Regions from separate parts of the Mus musculus genome. Here region 2 is linked to region 1. A link is a loop called in an ENCODE intact Hi-C map of the cell type or tissue named here. Cell type or tissue: heart. All regions are shown on one strand. Each heading gives the region's core, and the rest is flanking DNA. Links, peaks and the distances in the headings are about the cores only.

Region 1 (10,482 bases), core at 1-5,000:
TCGCCTCCAGATACCACCCCACCTGCTCCACTCCGAACACTCACAGTGGATACTTTCTGCAAGCTCTTCCGGGTCTACGCCAACTTCCTCCGGGGGAAACTGAAGCTGTACACGGGAGAGGTCTGCAGGAGAGGGGACAGGTGACATGCTGCTGCCACCGTGGTGGACCGACGAACTTGCTCCCCGTCACTGTGTCATGCCAACCCTCCACCACTCCCAACCCTCATCAAACGGGTCATTACCTTCTTACCAGTCTGTCCCATGGACACTCCAGCACCAGCAGTGACATCCTCGGGGCCAGAAGAACTTCCCAGAGCTCCATTCTGAAATCTAAAGATGTCGCTGGACAAGCCCGAGGCCCCAGAGAAGAAGAGCCTCAGAATCAGCTCGGATTTGTTTAGGTTTTTTTTTTTTTTTTTGAAACAGGAAGGTCTCACATAGCCCAGGCTGGCCTGGAACTCGCTGTGTAGTTAAAGGACAGCATTGAATTCCTGATCTTTCCGCTTCTGGTTCTCAAGTGCTGAGATTACAGGCACCCTGTCCCCGTTTATGGGGTGTTAGAGATGGAAGCTGGGGCTTCCTGCATGCTAGGCAAGCACTCTATTAACTGAACTATGTCCTCAGCTCCCAGAGACCGACTTAGACCTCAGGGACAGAGATGTCCAAACTCAACTAGTGCCCTGCCAGAACTGTAACCAGTCCCCTCTCCCCACCCCCCACAGGACAAGCTTTGGGGTCCAATCTTTGTGGGATCTATGAAGAATACAGGACCTGGAGAATTTAGGGGGCAAGACGTGAATTCTTTAGATCTCATGGGGGTTTCCCCAGACAGCACGAGCCCTGCACTGGACAACAGAGGGTCAAGGAGCCATAGACAGAATGGCCGCTGACTCTCAGCGTTCATGGGAGGGAAAGGGTTTGACATTTTGTGTCTTTTAAAAATACCACTGGCAACAGCTGAAATCACCAACCAGACTCCTGGCTTGTCTCTCTTCATGACTGTACACACCACACAACTCTCCTAGCTGTACCTCACCCCATCTGGTCGCAAGGCATCAGATCTGGGAAACCAGAGGTGGAGGGGGTTGGGCCCTACGTGCTGCCTCGCATGGCCCGGCTGACCTCTTGACCCCTCTGGGCTTGAGGCCACAATGCCTGCCCACGCTAGTCAATAAGCAGGCTCCATTCAAGGCTGTCTCTCAGTGGGCAGCTGCCAACCCGCTAGGACAAGTGCTGAGTGAGCTGGGGCCACCGTTGAGGAAACAGGAGCCAGTACAGAGGGGTTCCCCTTTAGGGGTTGGTGGCAATGGGCGACCCTGGTTAATGGATCATTATGTCCGTAGTCACTTACCTCAGGACATAAACCCCTTGTGAGTCCATCTATCTTTTGTGTCCCGATGGGTATCACTCTGGGAATTTCTCCTTGCCACTAGACAGAGTCAATAGACTGAGAAGTGCTAAGTATGGCAGCAGGGGACACGGGTGACTCCAAGTCGTTCCTTGGATTCCTTTCCCATAGTGCTTCATGTGGGAAAGCATGCTTAGGAGAGAGACCCACACAGCCGACCAGTCAAAGATGGTGCACAGAGTACCAGGACCCCAATCCTGGCTTTTATTCTATGTGGCTGTCATTCATTCTGTTCCCAAAACAAGACATTTAGAATCCAGCCGGAAAGCCTTCAAAGTCCACTGCAGGAAAAATTACATGTAGGTTGAAGGAGTTGGGGGCTGGAGGGAATTTGCTGGGAGTGAGTGTGTGTGTGTGTGTGTGTGTGTGTGTGTGTGTGTGTGTGTGTGTGTCTATAATTCAGGTGGGAGGAGGCAGCAAAGGGGAGGACTCAAAAGAATTTTGGGGGAGGTGAACTTAGTTCCTGGACTACAGTGCCCTCTTGAGGTGCAGTTGGGAACTGTTAGGGAACTTTGCCAGCAATCTCCTTCCTCTGGGATCCTTCCCTTCAGTGATTTTTTTTTTTTTTTTTTTTTTTTTTTTTGACTTCCACAACAGACATCCCATTGCCACCCCTGTTGCTATGAAAGAGCAAGGTTGAGGTATCTTTTTTGGGCTGTTGGAGCTGGAATATTAATTCTATATCAAGTCTATTGTAACTTGAGAGGGAGGCTTGTTTTGTTGTTTGTCTGTGTTTTTTTGAGACAGAGGCTAAATTGCCCAGGCAGGCCTGGAACTTAGAATTTTCCTGCCTCAGGTGCTGGGAGTACAGGCCTGGACCATTATATCTGGCTTAGTTTTGAAATTTTTTTCTTAAAAAGATTTATTTTATTTTATTTTTAGTGTGTGTGTGTGTGTGTGTGAGAGAGAGAGAGAGAGAGAGAGAGAGAGAGAGAGAGAGAGAGAGAGAAGAGGGTGTCTGATTCCCTAAAACTGGATTTATGAGCAGTTGTGAGCCACCCATGTGGGTACTGGGAACTGACCTCTGCTTGTCCTTAAGAGCAGCAAGCACTTTTAACCATTTGTTGCTTTGTTTGTTCTTATTTTTCGAAACAAGACATCTCTGTGTAGCGCTGGCTGTCTTGGAACTCACTCTGTAGGCCAGGCTTACCTTGAACTCACAGAGATTTGCCCTCCTCTGCTTCCTGAGTGCTGGGATTAAAGGCACGCGCTAACATGCCAGGCTTTTGTCTTGCTTTTCAGAGCAAGAAAACGCACTGAAAACCAGTTGGCATCTGACCATGAGCTTAACATTCATCAGCCAACATCCTGTCCACATCTCTCATCGCTATAACCAAACACAGACAAGAGGCAACTCAGAGGACGGAGGCTTTATTTTAGCTCACACTTCTGGGAACACAGTCTGTCATGGCGGGGAAGGCAGGACATCAGGAGCTTGTGGTCGCTGGTCCCATGGCATCCACAGTCAGGGAGCAGAGGCTGCTGGTGCCCCGCTTGCTCTCTCTTTTTTCCCTTTCTTTGTGTCTTTGTTCTTTTTTTCTTTGTTTATTTGTTTAGGGTTTTGTTTTGTTTTGAGACAGGGTTTCTCTGTGTAGCCCTGGCTGTCCTGGAACTCCCTCTGTAGACCAGGCTGGCCTCAACTCCCATAGATCCACCTGCCTCTGCCTCCCAAGCACTGGGATAAAAGGCATGCGCCACCACTGCCTGGCTTGAGTGTCACCCTCTGACACAGAATAGGACATGGAGAAGAAAACTGCTTTTTTGCCTGCATGCTCTCACTCTTGCTGGTCAGCCTGCATTTCTGTTGCTGCGGCAATCCTTCACCAATGTTAGAACCATCTTCCTTGGGATTCCAACATGGACTGAAGGCCAGGCCTCTGGTGCCAGATCAGGGTCACTGAGACAGCATCCTCGTGCACCGGATGATTGCTAGGTTCTTGGTCTCTCTAGTGTGAGACTGAAAGTAGAATTAGGTAGAAAAGAGCAATTATCGGATACTGACTTATGATTATTTAGTGATTTACTTAAAGCACTGCCTATTTGCCAAGAGTGACTTCACTTGCTACAGAGCAGAATGACCTGGAGGAACAGCTGAAACAATGGGTTGTTGCCCTTAACAACCTGCTGACAAATAGCCGCATATGCTTCTATAAAATCTCACTTCCTTGACCCACCTGGTGGTTTTAGAAAAATGATGAGAATATAAATGGCCCAGGATCAAAGCCTTTCAGGACCTGTCCTGGTTTCAGTCCACTGGTGACATCTTCTCTCCTCCACTCTCAGTGTTGGATGCTTATTCCAGAAAGATTTCTGAAATGAGACAGCCAGTGCCAGGTTACCTGGATTATATATATATATATATATACACACATATATATATATATACACATATATATATACATGTACATATATATATATACACACACACATATATATACATACATACATATATATACATATATACATACACATATATATGAATGTATTTTGTTATTATATATGCATGTATATATGTATATGTGTATATGTATATGTGTGTTTATGTATATGTATGCATATGTGTGTATGTATGTATATGTGTATATATGTATGTATATATTCATTCTAGCAGTTCTGTTCCTTTTTTTTTTTTTTTTTTTTTTTTTTTTTTTTTTTTTTTTGGTTTTTCGAGACAGGGTTTCTCTGTATAGCCCTGGCTGTCCTGGAACTCACTTTGTGGGCCAGGCTGGCCTCGAACTCAGAAATCCGCCTGCCCCTGCCTCCCGAGTGCTGGGATTAAAGGCGTGCGCCACCACGCCCGGCTCTAGTTCTGTTCCTTTTTAAAACCCTGGACTAAGACAAACATGGACTCTAGAGCTTCCTCTGAGACAGCAAAAAGAAGTCCTGCTGGAACAGATCAGCCAGCAGAATGCTTTCCTGGTAAACATGAGGGCCCGGGTTTGCATGTCTAGAACCATGTAAAAAGATGAATGTGGAGGTGTGTGCCTGTAATCCCAGCGATGACAAGAAGGGAAGGAGATGGGTGGGTCCCTGGGCTTACTGGCTACTACTAGCCCAGACTACTAGGAGAGCTCCGGACAAATCAGAGGCACACACATACACACACACTGCGTATGTCACATATACATATAGTCATGTATATTTGGTATAATTGTGACTATATATATATGTAGTCACTATGTTATAGACATAATATGTAGTCTAGGTGTTTTTTAATTTGAAAATTAATTTTAACAAAATACTAAAAAACTACAGGGGACTGGAGAGATGGTTTGGTGGTTCAAAGTACTTGCTACTCTTGCAGAGGACTAGGTTTTGTCCCCGGTGCCCAGGTGAACAGCTCATAGTCACCTATAACTCCAGTTCCTGGGGATCTGATGGCCTTCTCTGGCCTCTCTGAACACCTCCACTCGCCTGGACACATACTGCACATAAATAAATCTTTAAGGTGTGTGCCCCTATGTGCATCTGCGAGCATGTGTGGTGCCCAGATAGGATCGCTGAATCTTACCCGCACTAGCTGTGTACTCCCCACTGGCTAAATTCCACACTCATGTTTCCTTTAATGTTTTCTTTCATGACAAGGTTTCAATAAGTTGCCCAGGTTGCCTTTGAACTTGCAATCTTCTTGCCTCAGTCTGCTGAATAGCTGGGACTGCAGCACTTGAGAGGCTGAGATGGGAGAACTGCCACGAGTTTGAAGGTGGCTTGGGACTAGACAACGAGGTCCGGCCTGGATTACACAGACCCTGTCTGAAAAAACAAAAGAAAAGACTGGGGATGTGGCTCAGTTGGTGAGGAGCTTGCCTAGTATGATACCTAGGGTTTGATTCTCAATACCACATAAACTGGCATGGTGGCATGCCAGTCACAATTGGAGGCTAACCTGGGCTATAAGACTGTCTTAGAGAAATAGGGGTCGACAAGATGGCTCAACTTGCTGCCAAATCTAACAGTTTGATTCTCAGAATCCATGAAGTAAAAGGACAGAATTACTGAAAGGTGTCCTCTGACTTACATGCACACAGACCCAAACACACACACACAGACAGACACACAGATAAACACAGGGACACACAAACACAGAGACATACACACAGACACAGACAGGCACAGACACACATAAACATACACACACAGATACAGACAGGCACAGACACACATAAACATACACACACAGGCAGGTACACACACACACACAGAGACACACAACAGAGACACATACACACAGAGACATATACATAGACAGGCACATACACACACATAAACACACAGACACACACACACATAGACACACAGACACACACAGACATATACACAGATAGGCACATAGACACACACACACACTCTTTCTTTCTTTCTTTCTTTCTTTCTTTCTTTCTTTCTTTCTTTCTTTTCTTGGTTTTTCGAGACAGGGTTTCTCTGTGTAGCCCTGGCTGTCCTGGAACTCACTCTGTAGACCAGGCTGGCCTCGAACTCAGAAATCCACCTGCCTCTGCCTCTTGAGTGCTGGGATTAAAGGCGTCACCATGCCCGGCTCCACATACACACTTTCAATGCTTCCTGGCCACTTGCATTTCTTCCTCTCTGAGTAAGTAAGTCCTTCAATTCTCTGTCCCTCATTTCCAGCCATTCATGTGACTCTCAACAGCATCTGCCACTGTCTTCAGTTGTAGAATGTTAAGTTTGAATGATTTTCCCATCAGCATTCTGCAGCTAGTGTTCTGCTGCCTTTAGAACCTATGGTTGCTACCGAGGAGACTGAGGAGGCCATGAGGATCCCCGGTCCTTAGTATGTGACTTGATCCTCACTGTCTAAAAGGGTCTTCCATCTTCCTGTCAGCCCTGATATTCTGAAATTTCACAAAGCCGTTTCTGTGGGTCTCTGAATCCAGCACACTAGGTACCTTTTAATTAAGAGACCCGAGTGTCTCAGCTCTGGGAGACCTCGATAGTGCTTGCTTAGTGGCTATCATGATTATAATCCCAGCATTTGGAGGTGGAAGCTTCAGGGATTTCAAGGCTAGCCTTGCCTACATCATGAATCTGAGGCTAGCCTGGGCTCTGCGAGACTCTATCTCTCGGTCTTCTTTTCCTTTGTTGTTTCTTATCCAACTCCTTGTTGCTTGATGTTAGAACTTCCTGGATCTGTTTCTATCTCCCTTTTTATTTCTGTCTATAACTTTTTTATTGGGTTTTCCACTTCAACTTTGATAACTTTATATTCCTAGGGACTTCTCAAATTCTGTGATTTTTTTTTAATGGCCTCCTCAGAAGGGTGACAAGAGAGGAGGGCCAGGTGTTTATAAAGTGGCCTGGGATCCTCATTGTAATCTTCTCCACCTGAGGGCCACCTCCGAGGTCCCTCATGGCTCTGCCAGTTTGGACCCTGATGCTGCTGGTGGGGGCTGCCTGGGGCCAGGAACAAGTGCCTGCGTGGTAAGCTGGACTGGGGAGAGCAGTGATAAATGGGTCAGGGGTTTACCAGGTTGACCCTGACTCAAAACGGAAGTCAGGAGACTGGGGAGGGAGGTAAGGAGACGGTCAGTGGGGCTGGAAAGAAGGTGGCCTACTGGCCAGGACAGGGAGAGCCTCACATCCCCAGGTCCTGAAATTGAGGTGACATTCCAGGCTGGGAGGGAAAGACAAAAAATTTACACCCTCCAAAACCCCACAGTAGGCAAAGCTGATAGGTCAGAGTTCAAGACGGAAGGTGGCAAGGAATGAGAGGTGTTTTTGATTCCTTGAACTTGGGTGCAGGGCTTTGGACAAGTAGCAGTTGAATTGTAGGAAATTCTGACCCAAGTTGATGGAAGAGGAAGGTTTTTTAAATTGAGTTTGTAAGGTGGGGAGGGGAGCTGAGTGTGGTGGTGCAAACTTATAATCCTAGCACTAAAGGTGAGGGAGGCAAGAAGATTGAACACTTGAGGCTAGCCTAGGCTACTCATCAAAAGACTGTCTCTAAAAGAAATAAGCCAGATGCGGTGGTGAACTCCTGTAACCCCAGTACTTAGAAGGTGGAGGCAGGAGAATCATGAGCTTAATTAAGGTCATCCTTGGTCACTTAGGGGCGTTTGAGGCTAGCCTGGGTTACATGAGACCCTGTCTTAAAAGAAAAAAAAGACACAACATAATCATAGTATTAATGATAATTTGAATAATGACAAAGGTGACATTCTTTGCTTTCTCCAAACCAATCCCAAGGAGACCGAACTCTCCAGACCTGGGGCCGATGGTGCACACTTCGAGGGAGGATTGTGAGTTGGAACCAGACCTGCTCAGGCCTCCTTCCCCTCCTTACAACCTGCTCTAACCGTGAACTCTCCTCCTGTCCTAGTACAGGGCTCGTAGTCAGGGGACAGCAATCACATAAACATGGGATACATACGCCAAGGGCAGTTCCTGAACTGAAGGGTGGAGGGAACAGTGGGAAAACTGGGCCTAACTCCACCTGTAAGATCCCTGTTCAAATTAATTATGACAATCACTGCATATGATGACACAGGCTTGCCAAGCCAGCACTGGGAAGCCAAAGCAGGATCACAAGGTCCTGGTTAGCCAGGGTTACATAGCAGCATTTTGAGCACATTGTCTCAAAATAACAAAACAGTAGGCTTGGGTATTGTTGTGCACACCTGTAATCCCAGCTCTCAGGAGGCTGAGGCAGGAGGATGTGGAGTTCAAGGCCACCTTGGGCTGCATGAGAACATGAGGCAGGGGTGCTGGGAGATAACTCAGTAGCCTCCTTGCTGCACAAGCTTAAGGACCCTAAGGACCCGAGCTCCATCTCTAGCATCCATGTAAAGAGCTTGCAGTGGTAGGTGCTGTAGTTCCAGCACTGTAGAGGCACACACAGGAGGATCTCTAGGGTTCCTTGGCCAGCCAGGATAGTTGAATCGGCGAATCCTGTCTCAAAACATAAAGTGGAGAGAAATGGAGGAAGACATCTGATATTGACCTCTAACTTCTACATGCATGCACATCTGCACACACACACACACACATGCATGCACACACCAAGATAACAGTAACTGCCACGACTAAACACATTGCTACCAAGACAAAGCCTGTCTGTCTGAATCAGCCTGGACCTTAGTTTGTGCTCCCCAACTTTGTCATCTACTCTCTCTACTCTCCAGCTTTGCCTCCCTCCCCCCCCAGTTCTGTGTCTCCCACATCTCTGCTCTGGATCTGAGCTCTTAGTGGCAGCCTTCTCCATACTTAGTGACCCTGCTGACCCCCACCTCCCAGTGTGGCTCTGTGACCTAACCCTTGCCCTCTGCCCTTTCTGAGGCCTCACAGAGACTCTTTCTTCCCAGCCATTCTCTCCAAGTGTGACTTTGAAGACAATTCCAGACCTTTCTGTGACTGGTCTCAAATGTCTGCAGATGATGGGGACTGGATTCGGACTACTGGACCCTCCCTGACGGGCACTTCTGGCCCCCCTGGGGGGTACCCCAATGGAGGTAAGTGGTTTGAGGGAAGCCTAAAGTTTGGAGAGGGGATAAAGTTGGGAGGGGACTGCTGGAAGCAGAGCTGAGCAGGGGGTGGATGGGATGGCTCCTGCGGACAGCAAAGACTCAGCCCTTTCCACTCTGTCTCCCCACAGAGGGGTATTACCTGCACATGGATCCCAAGACCTTCCCTCAGGGCGGAGTGGCACGCCTGCGTAGCCCTGACATATGGGAGCAAGGCCCCCTTTGCGTCCATTTTGCTTTCCACATGTTCGGGCTGTCATGGGGCGCCCAGCTCAGACTGCTGCTGCTCAGGGGCCGGAAGCACCTCCGGCCCTATGTACTCTGGAAACATGTGAACACCCAGAGTCCCTCTTGGATGCCCACCACTGTCACTGTACCAGCAGATCATGATATACCAAGCTGGGTGAGGTTAAGAGCAGACCTAAAAGTCTGGTGAGGAAGGGATCTAAGGGAGGTGGCTTAGGAAGGGAGGCCGAGGGGGAGCTCAGAGGGCCATCATGGAGTTTTCTTGCATCAAGCCTGGTGACCTGAGATCATCTCCAGGACCCATGTGGTAGAAGGCTAGAACCCACTCCCAAAACGTGTCCTCTGACCCACGCTTATGCACTTTTTAAAAAGAGGGGACCTGGAGCCCCAGCCATCTGAGTTCAGGATGGAAACCAGCAGTCACAGAGAAAGGAGGCCAGTCATGTGGCTCACAGGATCAGGGTCTCTTTGTCCCTAATTCCGCAGCTGATGTTTGAAGGCATGAGAGGAAACACCGCCTACCTGGACATCTCTTTGGATGGCCTCTCTATCCAGCGGGGTACCTGCAATCAGGGTGAGTTCCTGACCCTCTTCAGTGCCTCTCCTCCTCCTGACTGCTCTCTCTCTCTCTCTCTCTCTCTCTCTCTCTCTCTCTCTCTCACACACACACACACACACACACACACACACACCCGTCAAACTTTCCAAACTAGGGGTGAGACTGCTCAGCAAGCAGGACCCTGGTTTCTCATGAATTGAAGCTTCTGGTTTCTTGGTGCTACTTCATCCTGCACCCCTGGCTCCTCAAGCAGTCACTATGCAAGAGATCCCCTTTCAACATGGTTATCTAGTCTACAGTGACTGACCAGGACCCATGGCCACACGCTGGCCTAGCTTAGCCTGTGTGTGTGTCCATAAACCCTTGGTGGGCTGGGAGATGGATCTTAGTAAAGCACTTGGCCAGCATGCACGGTTCCCTTGTGATGGCATACATTCTGGACGTAGAGGCAGGAGGATCCTAAATTCAAGATTATCCTAGGCCACATGGCAATTTTGAGGCAAGCCTGGGCTGCATTCCATGCTGTCTCTAAAACAAAAGAAGTCTTCGGTGTCTTGAAAATCTGACTGTAAAGTCATCGAAGGGGTTACCCCACACTACTACTCTGATATATGCAGAGTGTTCCTTTTAGGCTGGCTGGAAGGGAAAAATCCAGCCCTATACAAGGAACTTAGACTCGCTGAACATGGGCTAGATGCTCCACAAACATCATTTAATTTACAGCTTTACACAGAGACAATGCCCAGTTTATAGACTGGGCAGGGTATGTAATTTGTACCAAGAGCAGAACT
Region 2 (11,464 bases), core at 4,314-9,313, 350 kb after region 1:
ATAGCCTAATCACAGACACAGGACATAGGAAAGTCAAGAAAGGCATTGCACACTGAACACTGAGTAGGTACTTTGTGTCTGTTGTCCCAGCGCTTGGGAGGTAGAGACTCCAGGAAGATCATGAGTTCAAAGTCAGTCTGAGCTACCCAGAGAGGCTCTGTCTCAAAAACATCAAGGGTTAGGAAGATGGTTCAGTTGATAAAAATGCTTGCCATGCAAGCATGAGGACCTGAGTTCAGATCCCTAGCCCCCAGTAAACAAAGCCAGGCATGGGCTAGAGAGAGATGTCAGAAGTTAGAGTACCCACCTGGTGGCTGACAACCACCTGAAACTCCACTTCTGGGAAATGCTATGCCCTTTTCGTGTTGCTACGGGTACTGCGTGCACATGGTACATACGTGTATATGCAGACAACTTTCATATACATAAAAAATAAATTTACTTCAAAAACTAAAAATAATTTTAAAAACATGTTCCAGCACTGGAGACACGTGGATCCCCGGGACTGGTTGGCCAGCCCGCCTGGATTACTTTTCAAGCTCCAAACCAGTGTATTAATTACTTTTGTTGCTGTGGTTCCATCGCAGGGGGAATGGGGGGTAGGGGTGGTTTCATAAGGTGAGGAAGGCGTGGCAACAGGGAACCAGGACAGGAGCTAGCCAATCACATTCCATCACACCGGAAACTGAGGGAGCATACCGGAAATGGCAAGAGGCTATCGGCTATAAGCTCTGAACGGCTATAAGCTCTGAACGCTGACTTTGAGATGCATGTCTTCTAGAAGGCTCCACATCTTAAAGGTCCCAGAACCTCCCTAAACATCATCACCAAGTTGGGGGGGTCAAACATTCAAATACTGTGGGGACATTTTTCTCTCAAACCATTACAACTGTGTAGAGACTTGTCTCAAAAAAACAGGTGGTCAGTACCTGAGGAATAACACCCGAGGTTGGCCTCTGTCTCCACATGCACACACACACACACACACACACACACACACACACACACACACACACGTACACACCTGTGAACACTTACGCACACACGCGTATCCTAGTGGTTACTCTAGGATAGCTTCTTGGAACAGAGGCTCCCAAGCTGATTCAAGGTGAATCAGGGATGAAATGGATAGACAAGAACAACTTGGGCAAGAAGACCTTAGGGCAGGAAAGATGGGCTCTAGATCAGAAACAGAGTTGAGGGTGTTCGCAAACAAGACTGAAAATGAAAACACTGGGTGAGCAGGTAGACGGGTTGGCTTCGGGTGTAGGGAGGAAACAGGCTTAGAACAACTGCCTTGGGGCCCGGACTACTGTTGGGGGCAAAGGCCTGTAACTGGGTTCCTGGCTGAACCTGCTTAAAGAGACTGGACTTGGACCTGTCACCTGCTCATCTCCTCAGAACTCCATTCAAACTTGCACCTCGCTAAGTGTCCCATGAGGCCGGAGCAATGACTGACTCTTCTCTCTGCCCCTTCTCCTATCTCAGCTGCCTGATCACGGATACTCACTGGTACAGCGGGGAAAACTGCGACTGGGGCATCCAGAAAAGCCTGGTGTATGGACTTGGGGGAGCCGGCGTGGCAGTGCTGTTGGTGATCCTCGTGATCCTCCTCGTGTTCTCCATCCGCTTCAGAAAAGATGCGCAAAGGTAAGGCGCATGCGCACTCTTCCTTCGCCTTCCTACCCCGCCCACCCTTCTACGTTCTCGCCCTCGGTGGACTGCGCACTGCTGGAAGCAGAGGTGTAGCTCACCTTGGGTTCTTGTCTCTCGTCTCTGATCATAACTGAGTTCCGTGGCGCTTTCTCCCAATAGGCAACGGTCCAGAGTGTCTGAGATGTACAAGTGGGGTGAAGAGGAAGGCAGAGCATCTCCCGGAACCTTCCACAACTTTGGTTTTGACCACAATGAAGGTATATTGACCATCTCTGTGGAGTTCACACTCAGAATAATAGGAAGGGTGGAAGGCAGGAGACCTGGAAAAGGTCCTGTGATCATTTCCCATCTCTGAACACTTAGTCCACATTCAAAGGCTTACCTGGAACCTGGGTCAAATAAAACATGTGAACTGTATGCAACACCCTACGGGAGGCACGGAGCCGACTAATGGTGTAGTTTTCTCTAGAGCATAATGCTATTCCTTTGGGGGCATAGATGAGGTCCCAGGAGTGAGCTTCCTCATCAAGAAGTGACTTACATCTCAGAAAAGAGGTTAACATTACGTATTGTTAAATGCAAGCCTTATCATTTCTAAGAACAGGGCTGAGGGGCTGAGTCAGTGGGTAGAGTGCTGGCTGAGCATGGGTGGAGTTTGACCTCCAGTACTACATAAATCAGATGTGGTAGTGTAGCTGTGTAGTCCCAGCAGACAAAGACACGCTTGGCTATATAGTGAATTTGTGGTCAGCCTGGGATGCAAGAGACCCTGTCTCCAAAAGGAAAAAAAGAAAGCCTGGCTTTAATTGCAGCACTCTGGAGGCTGGAGGAAGTGGACTCCTAAAGTTCAACCCCGCTGTGTCTCCGGACTTTCTGAGACACAGCTTCTCTACGTAACTCACGTTGACCGCAACTGATTTATGCAGTCTGCCACATTCCCGTTGGTTTTCGTTTCATGGCTGTGGGATGAGCCCCTTCCCATCAGTGGGGCTCGAAGGAAGGATGAGCATATCTTCCTAATACCTTCTGCTCCTTCCTCCCTCAGAACGAGAAAACTACATGCCCCTGGACTCTGTGTACAACACCTTCCAGCCTTCCCTAAACCACATAAACCCAGAAAGAAAGGTAAGAACAACCTGGAGGAGCCACCCACCCCTCCTGTGCCCTGAGCCCTCCATTGCTCCTTCTACCTGGTAGAATCCTCAGGCAAGCAAAGCCCTTGTGTGCTGGCCCAGGCAGTGGTCTCTGGAACACACTTCAGCGCTTTTACTCAGAAGGGCAAGAGGCGGGGGAGAGGAACTCAGTACTTCCCCTGGCTTCAGACTCTGTTTCTTTCTGGGCTTTAGGTATGTCCTTGATGCCCTAGTGATTTAAAAGTCCCTTGTGTGGGGGAGAGGCTGGAGAAGGCTTAGTGGTGAGGCATGCTTGTTGATCTTATAGGGACTGTGTTTGGTTCCCAGCACCCACATCATGGTTCACAACCATCCAACTGCAGTCCCAGGGAACATGTCACTAGGGGATATGATGCCCATAAGCACCAGCATGCACAGGACACATTTACATACATGTAGGCAAACACTCATACACATAAAATAAATAAATTGTTTTTAAAAAGAATTTAAAAGTTTTTTGGGAACAGGGTCTTACTGTGGAGCCCAAGCCGGCATCAAATTTATGCTCCTCCTGCCCCAACCTCTTGAGTGCTGGGGTTATGGGTATATATCAGCAAGTCATTATAACATTTAAAATATAGTTTACTGCTGGGCATGGGGCTCAGTTGGTAAAGTGCGTGCCTGCCACACACAAAACCCTGGTCTCCATCCTGCCTTTTCAGAAGCTGCTGGTACAGCCTTGTCACCCCAGTACTCCCAGTACTGATGAGGTAGAAGCAAGTAGATCAGAAATTCATGGTCTTCCTTTGCCATGGCATGAGTTTAAGGCCAGCCCGGGCTACATGAGACTCTGTCTCCAAACATTTCATTTCAAATATGTGGAATATTTTAAGACAGGAGAAGCCTTGGGGTAAAGATAAGATCTACCCACCTTGCCGGGAAGAGAGACTACAACCTGCTTGTACTAGACTCTAAAAAACAAGATTCCAGGGCAGGCAAGACAGTTTGGTGAGGAAAGATGCTTGCCAACAAGCCTGGTGACTTCAGTTCAACTCCCAGGATCCACGTGAAAGAGGAAACTGTTTCCCATATGTCGTTCCTGGATGCACACATACACACACACAAGAAATCAAATATAGATCCAACATGGTAACACACATCTTTAACTTCAGCACTCAGGAGACAGAGGCAGGTGGATCTCTGTGAGTTCAAGGCCAACCTGGTCTACAGAGTAAGATCCAAGCTATCCAGGGATATATAGTGACACTCTGTCTCAAAAGAAAAAAGAGAAAGAAAGGGAGAGAGAGACAGAGACAAAGAGAAAGGAAGGAAGGAAGAAAGAAGGAAGGAAGAAGGAAGGAAGGAGGAAGGAAGGAAGGAAGGAAGAAAGAAAGAAAGAAAGAAAGAGAGAGAGAGAGAGAGAGAGAGAGAGAGAGAGAGAGAGAGAGAGAGAGAGAGAAAGAAAGAAAGAAAAACTTTTTTTAAAAGTTCCAGCTGAGTCTTCTATAGACTCGAGTCTTACATGATTTGCAAACTAGATTTCTCCTGTGTTCAGCCCTTATCTGTTTCTGTTTCTCTTTTCAGATCCAGATTCAGAGGCCCCAGGTAGTCATGACATCGTTGTAAACACTAACACAAAAGCGGTTTTGCATGGATCTGTGGACCTGAGGACTGAGGAGAAGCGTGTTTAGCCAAGCGTGGTGGAACACACCCTACATTGAGAATTCCGCATAGAGACTTACTGGGAAATAGACCCTGCAGTTACCTAGAATGGGTACCAGAGAGATGATGCTGGAAGCGCCGACAGTATGGAAACTGCAGTGGTCATGTTACGATGGTAGGCGAAACCTCCCAGAATCCCATGCCCAGAGATGTCTCCTACCCGTGGTCCGGCAATCAGCACCAAGGACAGTGCCTGGCCCGCTGCCATCGTCGGTTGTTTTAACTTTGGGTTGCATTTTACCATCAGCAAAGCACGCTTCTAAGAAAGATTACCTCCCATCTCCATGGCAAGCACTGTTTTTAACATAGACCATCTGTCTTTACAAGGGCATGCTTAGTTTTAAATTTCTTTTTAAGACTGGGTATGATTAAAGCTTTTATTTTATTGCATTCAATGTAAATACAATTATATGCTTATTTTTAATACTTATTTTGTTTTTAATTATGCTTGTGTGTGCATATCTGTGTGTGTGTGTGTGTGTGTGTGTGTGTGTGTGTGTGTGTGCACATGCATGCAATTGCCCATGATATCCAGAAGAGGGCATCAGAGCCTCAGGACTGTAGTAACAGGCTATTATTGTCTTTTTTTCTAGTGCTGGGAAGTGAAGTCAAATTCCTTTGTAAGAGCAATCACACTCTTTTTAAAAAAAAAAATGGTTTTAGAGATTTATTGTAGAAAGGCAGGGAGAAAGACAGAAGGTAGAGAGAGACTGGCCATGGCCATGTGGAGGGGGGGAGAAGGAGGGCTAGAGAGTAAGAAAGGTGAGGGCTTAAAAAGAACGGTCACACTCTTAATAGCCTCTCTGACCCTCTCCCCTCATATATGATTATAATAGCTAAAAGTAACCATGTCAAACTGGTTTCAAGTTTTACAGACTCTAGAACTTTCTCCACTTGCCACACTATACAGGGTCCTGGACCTCCTCTTCCCTCCAGGATGCAATTCAACCCTCAACACCATGAGAGGGAACGTCTTCACCCCCAACATTCCCAAGCATCACTTGCTGATCTCTGGGGGATGACATGAGGCAGGACCACACCTATTCACACACCTGAGGCAGGAAGAGGGTCAAGCTCTCTGGGGTCTGGAGAGATGGCTTTTTGGGCAAGCATGAAGACCTGAGTTGAAATCCAGAAGCCAAGTTAAGCAAAAGAGGAGAACTGGCAAGATAGCTCAGTGACTAAAGGTACTTCCTGTCAAAGCAGACCTGATAGGAGGGAATCAACCCCCACACACTGACCTCTGATCCTCACATGTGCACTGTGACACATGTGTGTGCACACGTCCATACATATACTCACACAAAATACATAATTAAAGTGTACTAAATGCTTTAAGAAGCTGTGATTGCCAGGTTTGATGCCTCAAACCTTTAGTCCTAGCACTCGGGAGACAGAGGCAGGCATGTCTCTGTGATTCAAGGCCAGCCTGGTCTACAGAGTGAGTTCCAGCCAGTCAGAGCCTGTCTTAGTTAGGATTTCTACTGCTACTACTAAAACACTATGACCAAAAAGCAAGCTGGGAAGGAAAGGATTCACTCAGCTTATACTTCCAGATCACTTCATTGGAGGAAGTCAGGACAGGTACTCAAGCAGGACAGGAACCTGGAGACCAGAATTTATGCAGAGGCCATGGAAGGATGTTGCTTACTGTATTGCTCTCCATGGCTTGCTCAGCCTGTTCTCTTACAGAACCCAGTACCACCAGCCCAGGTATTGCACCACCCCCATTTATCACTAACTGAGAAAATGCCTTACAGCTGGATCTCACAGAGGCATTTCCTCAACTGAGGCTCCTTTCTCTCTGATGACTCTAGCTTATATCACATTGACACAGAAAACCGACCAGTAGAGAGCCATACGATTTGACTCTGTCTCAGAAAATAAACATTTAAAAAAATAAAAAAGCTGCACATGGTTACCCACATTGTCTGGAATCCCAGCTCCCAGCCTAGCTGCAGATCCAGGGCCCCATCTGAAGGAATGAGCAATGGAACAAGTCACCTGACTTTCTCCTCTGGTCTCCATGTATGCGTGTGCAAACACACACATACTCCGCATACACACATGAGAACACACACATGCATACACACTCCACATACATGAGCACAGATACCTACACTCCACATACACACAAACACATGCATACACACTCCACATGCACACATGAGCACACACACACTCCACACACTGCATACACACATGATCACATACACTCCACATACACACACATGTGCATACACACTTCACATACTCACATGAGCACATACACTCTGCATACACACATGTAGCACACACACTCCACATGCACATATGAGCACACAGACACTCTGCATACACACATGAGCACGCACACACACTCTGCATACACACATGAGCACACACTGCATATATACATGAGCACACACACACACACATGAATATACACTCCACATGCACACATGAGCATACACACTCTACATACGCAAAATAATAGTACATTTAAAAAATAACCCAAGTTCTATACTTTCCCTCGGACAAAGCTCATGTTTCTTCGGAGAGCTCCTAAGAGATGGGACTCCTATATTTCCAGCTCTCTCCTCCCCACTGTGGGGAATCATGTGACCACTTGGATCCAGTCTGACCTTCTGCCTAACAAGAACCAGGTCATTCCTCAGGTCTACTACTCTGCTACAAGTCTGAACATTTTGCAGATGTTTTATTCTCACATGTGTTTGTGTGTGCTCAGAGGGGCTCACACAGGTGTGTGCTACCACACGCATGGTCAGAAAACAACTTGTGGGAGTTGGTTCTCTTTATAATGTGTGAGTCTGGAGCACTGAACTCAGGTAGTCAGGCTTGGCAGCAAGCACCTTTATCTGCTGAGATATTCTCACTGACTTGTGAGGCATACGTTTTAAATTTGATTCTTTTTAGCTTTGTAATGTGTGCATGTATAGGTTTGTGTGGGGGAATGTGTGCCACGGAGAACATGAGAATAACCTCTAATGTCCTCCAATTTCCCTCTCATCTTGGCGGAGATGTCTTCCTGTTCACTGCTGCCTGTGCCAGACCGGCTGAGCCACCAACTTCCAGGCTCTGGTTCCCATCTCAACATAGGAACACTGGAAGTTCAAATGTGTGCTACTGGTTCATCTATATGTGATTCTGTGGGTTCTAACTCAGGTCTTTACACTTGTATAGCAAGTACTTTACCCAGTGAGCCCTCCCTCCAATCCTTGGAGATGATTCTGGGTTGTTTGTTTGCTTGTTTGTTTGTTTATATTTTATATGCATTGGTGTTTTGCCTGCATGTATGAAGGAGTCAGATCTCCTGGAAGGGAAGTTACAGACAGTTGTGAGTTGACCTGTGGATACTGGGAATTGAACCCAGGTCCTCTGGAAGAACAGCCAGTGCTCTTAACTGCTGACATCTCTCCAGTTCATTTGTTTGTTTATTTATTTATTTATTTATTTGAGACAGTGTGTCACTATGTAGCACTGGCCAGCCAAGAACTTGCTGTGTAAATCAGGCTGGCCTCTGACTTATAGAGATCCACCTGCCTCCTGAGTGCTGGAATTAAAGGCATGGCCCAACATTCATTTTCTATTCTTCTGGCCTCTAGACTGAGTGTCCATTTTGCCCTTAGAAGGCCTCCTACTCCAAGGCACTTTAGAGTCTAATCTAAGACAGAACCTGGACTCTGCTGCCCCCTCGTGTGAACGCTGAGCATCTGCAGGCATTGGTCAGTTTCTTAGCCATTTCCCTTAGAAAATCTGCAGCCTACACTTGGTTCATTTTTGCATTTATTCTCAAAACCCTCAGTGTGTTGAATCTAGATGTCTTCACGTTAAGAGCTGCTTCTCAGGGGCCTGGCAAGATGGATCATTGGTTAAAGGCACAAGCTACCAAGCCTGACGACTTGAGTTTGTTTATTGGGGCACACAGGGTAGGAGGGAACCAATTCCTGGCAGTTTTCTTTGACCTTACTTGTCAAGGCAAGAAAGCCTTGGAGCATTCATGCACGTGAGCACACACACACATGCATACACACCCACATACACACATGCATCATGCATGCACACACATGCATACACACATGCACATACACACATGCACACACACATGTGCACACACATATACGCACATACACACGTGTGAATGCACACATGTACATGCACACGTGCACATGAATAAAACAAGTAAATTTTTAATTTAAAAAAAGAAGGAATTCTCTCTCATGAACCTGCTCATCCACGAAACGGGAGGAAGACCTTTCCCCTCTTTTTCTTTTCATCTGAAACAGGGTCTCTTGTAGACCAGGCTGCTCTTCCACTTGAGATGTTGCTGAGGATAACCCTGAACTTCTGATCTTCCTGCCTCTGCCTTCTGAGTGCTGGGATTACAGGCGTGCACCACCACACCAAGAGACGGACTTTCACTGGGCTCTCAACTCTACCTCCCACGATCCATGCCGACAGCTTTCCCTGTCTGCTCTCATCCACCCAGCCACGCAGACACTGGCCGGCTCCCACACTCAGCAGCCACTGGCCACCTGGGTAAATCTGGGAAGGTCGCTTCTCCTGAACCCTGATGTCACACTTGTAAAAAAAGGAGTGACCAGGACCTGAAGGATGACTCACATGCTGCCAAACCTGACAACCCAAGCTTGCTGAGACCTACACCACAGCAGCAAAGAATCCCAGACTCCTGTATGCTCAAGCTTGAGCTCTACACACGCTCAAAGACATGCACACAATAGTTAACCATTAATTAGCCAAATGTGAAAAACAGAGCGACCGTCATATCATAAATGAGGGCAACCGAGGCACAGACCAGTGGTGTGCCCAGAGTGCTAAAGTGACAGTCTGAGGGGACTGGCAGGTGGAGGAAAGATGGTCAGAAGGTCAACAACAGCCAGGGCATCATAGTAAGTCCTTTCTCCAAGATTTAAACAGCAGTGACAGCAAACAGGCTCACACTAAAAGAGGGCGGACCCTAGCTGAAAGTTATTCTTACCAAGAGGGGATGTTTGCACACAAAGACACACATGATAAGGGAATGCCAGGTAACACAGGGAGATGGGATGAGGAAGGTGATGAGTCTACAAGCCGAGGCCACCAAAGATGGCCAGCAAGATGTGGTGGGGACTGTTTATGAAGGTGGTTTGGTTTTTTTTTTTTTCTCCCTAAACTGAGGGTTGAAACTAGAGTCTCACCCATGTTTAGTACTCTAACCACTGAGCCATGCCCCCAGCCCCTCCCTGGGGGATTCTAGGCAGGGGCTCTACCACTGAAAAACACCCCTGGTGGCCTTCCTTTTGCTTTTTGAGACAAGGTCTCACTAAGTATAAGGCCAGTTCCAGGCTGGCCTCGAACTCCCTATGTAGCCCAGGCTGGCCTTGAACTTTCTTCCATCATCTTGCCTTCAATCTCCAAGTAGGGTCTTAGCAGGCCTGCACCATCACACCCTGCTCCAGTGAAGGATCTGAGCCTTTCATCATGCCAGCACCTGCCTTGTAAGCCAACACAGGGAGGTGAGGTCATGGGCACTCCAGCCTCCCCCCCCCCCCCCAGCTTCCTCATCGTGGTGGTAACCTGAGCCCAGGTACGCCCAGCCTGGTAACCTCACTCACTCACTTTCTGTACATTGGGGTTCACTCATCCACACAATTTCCCCCACTGTTTTTTTTTCTTGTTCTTGGGATGGTGATGGGGGTGGGGCAGCTGGCACAGAGCTTGGCGCTGTGCAGCCCAGGCTGGCCTAGAGCCTTTTAACTAAAGCTCCTGCTTCATTCTCCCAAGTGCTTCGACTGCAGGCTATAGCTAAGTGCCCCCACCCCATCACCACCACTCGTTGCTCCCAGCCCTCCAGTTGCTCTTGACCTCAAGACACCTCTAGGGCTTGCACCTCCACGCTAGCTGGCTAGCCTGGCTTCCCAACCCCCCTGTTCTCCTTGGCTCTGCTTCCCTCCCTCCCTCTGGCTCCCTCCAGGAGGCCAAACCTAATCAGACTGATTATCGCCCAAGTTCAATTCCACTTTCTCTGGCTCCAACACAGGCTGTAAATTTCCTTCACTGTGGGGCTCCCCTGTGAGACTAGCCTCCTGTCTGGCTGCTCAAACTAGGTAGCTGCCGCCCTGCCCCCACCTGCTGTATCATCACAGATGAATCAGACCTGCCCCACCTGGGGGTGTCACTTAAACTCCATCTACAGAGGCACATCACCCTCCTGGGTTATGCGGGAGTCCCCAGGGGGCCTAAAAGCCACGTTGTTAATGGACTCAGAGACCTGACACCTTTCCCCAGCTGTCCCCCATCTCCGCAGACTCTGGATGTAGGGCACTGGCATTCCTCGGAGTTTATTTATTACATGATAAACTCTGAACCCCTGGCTTAATTTTGGACTTCTGTCCTCCCCAGTCCTTAAGTCTTTACAGAGTGTGACCGGAAAAGAACCAGAGATGGCAAAGAAGCTGGATTTACAAAACCCGGGTCTCCTGGGATGGAGAAAGAAGCCCCGTTGGCAATGCCTTTTGCTTTGTTTCCTTCCAGAGGAAGGATGCGGGAGGCCTGGCCTTGCTCACGAGGAAAGCAGAGAACTCTAGAGAGGGAAGCAGTGATTCAATTAAACAGAGGTGCTGGCTTAACAAGCCAGACGTGCATCTTCTGTGCACAAGGCGAGGGTGCGGGGGCGAGGACAGAAGCAGCCAGGGATGGAAGACCCTACTCACAGGCCCAGACAGGAAAGAGAAAAAGATGAGTGAAATGTTCGAAGTCGCATAAGAACCCCCGGAGAGTTGGGTAAGAGAGATTTGTTTGTGAATGGCTATATCCCAGAGGGCTTCCTGGAGGAAGTGGAACGGAGTTACATTCTAGACAGGACGATTCTGGAAGGGGAAGATGATGAGATGTCTATGTAGCAGGCTTTGGGTGGAGTCCCATTTCTAGGGACCTTGAAAGAAAACATGTGGAGGGGTGTGACATTTGCTTTG

Evidence for each region. Hi-C counts contacts between places; a loop is a spot of excess contacts. Peaks named below come from ENCODE experiments on the same cell type or tissue, not always from the same donor. Only the 100,000 strongest peaks of a DNase experiment are listed, where the experiment ranks them.
Region 2: it touches region 1 in a loop (4-fold over the local background); 7 of 42 quality-filtered maps call a loop at or near these places.

The regions. Positions count from the first base shown.
Region 1 is chr5:137,472,747-137,483,228 of GRCm38, reverse strand. Epo (erythropoietin) reads left to right here. Exons shown (of 5, transcript NM_007942.2): 5 at 1-209. The coding sequence ends at 144. It overlaps Gm38725 (a long non-coding RNA gene), which reads right to left and starts at 5,193. Exons shown (of 3, transcript XR_868626.2): 1 at 4,920-5,193; 2 at 3,583-3,718; 3 at 2,765-3,365. Gm36056 (a long non-coding RNA gene) reads right to left here and starts at 335. Exons shown (of 3, transcript XR_377150.2): 1 at 243-335; 2 at 45-122. Zan (zonadhesin) reads left to right here and starts at 6,165. Exons shown (of 88, transcript NM_011741.2): 1 at 6,165-6,200; 2 at 6,640-6,847; 3 at 7,613-7,665; 4 at 8,728-8,874; 5 at 9,018-9,289; 6 at 9,619-9,706. The coding sequence starts at 6,777. In heart, for the core only: a CTCF peak has its summit at 1,910 (motif pointing left); DNase peaks (open chromatin) are centred at 1,148 and 1,898; H3K27me3 peaks cover 372 bases.
Region 2 is chr5:137,128,374-137,139,837 of GRCm38, reverse strand. Muc3 (mucin 3, intestinal) reads left to right here. Exons shown (of 13, transcript NM_010843.1): 10 at 1,489-1,650; 11 at 1,816-1,913; 12 at 2,702-2,781; 13 at 4,353-4,914. The coding sequence ends at 4,394. Among named protein-coding and RNA genes, the nearest start is that of Trim56, 18 kb to the right of the region's middle. In heart, for the core only: no CTCF peak of the experiment used is centred there; no DNase peak of the experiment used is centred there; H3K27me3 peaks cover 411 bases.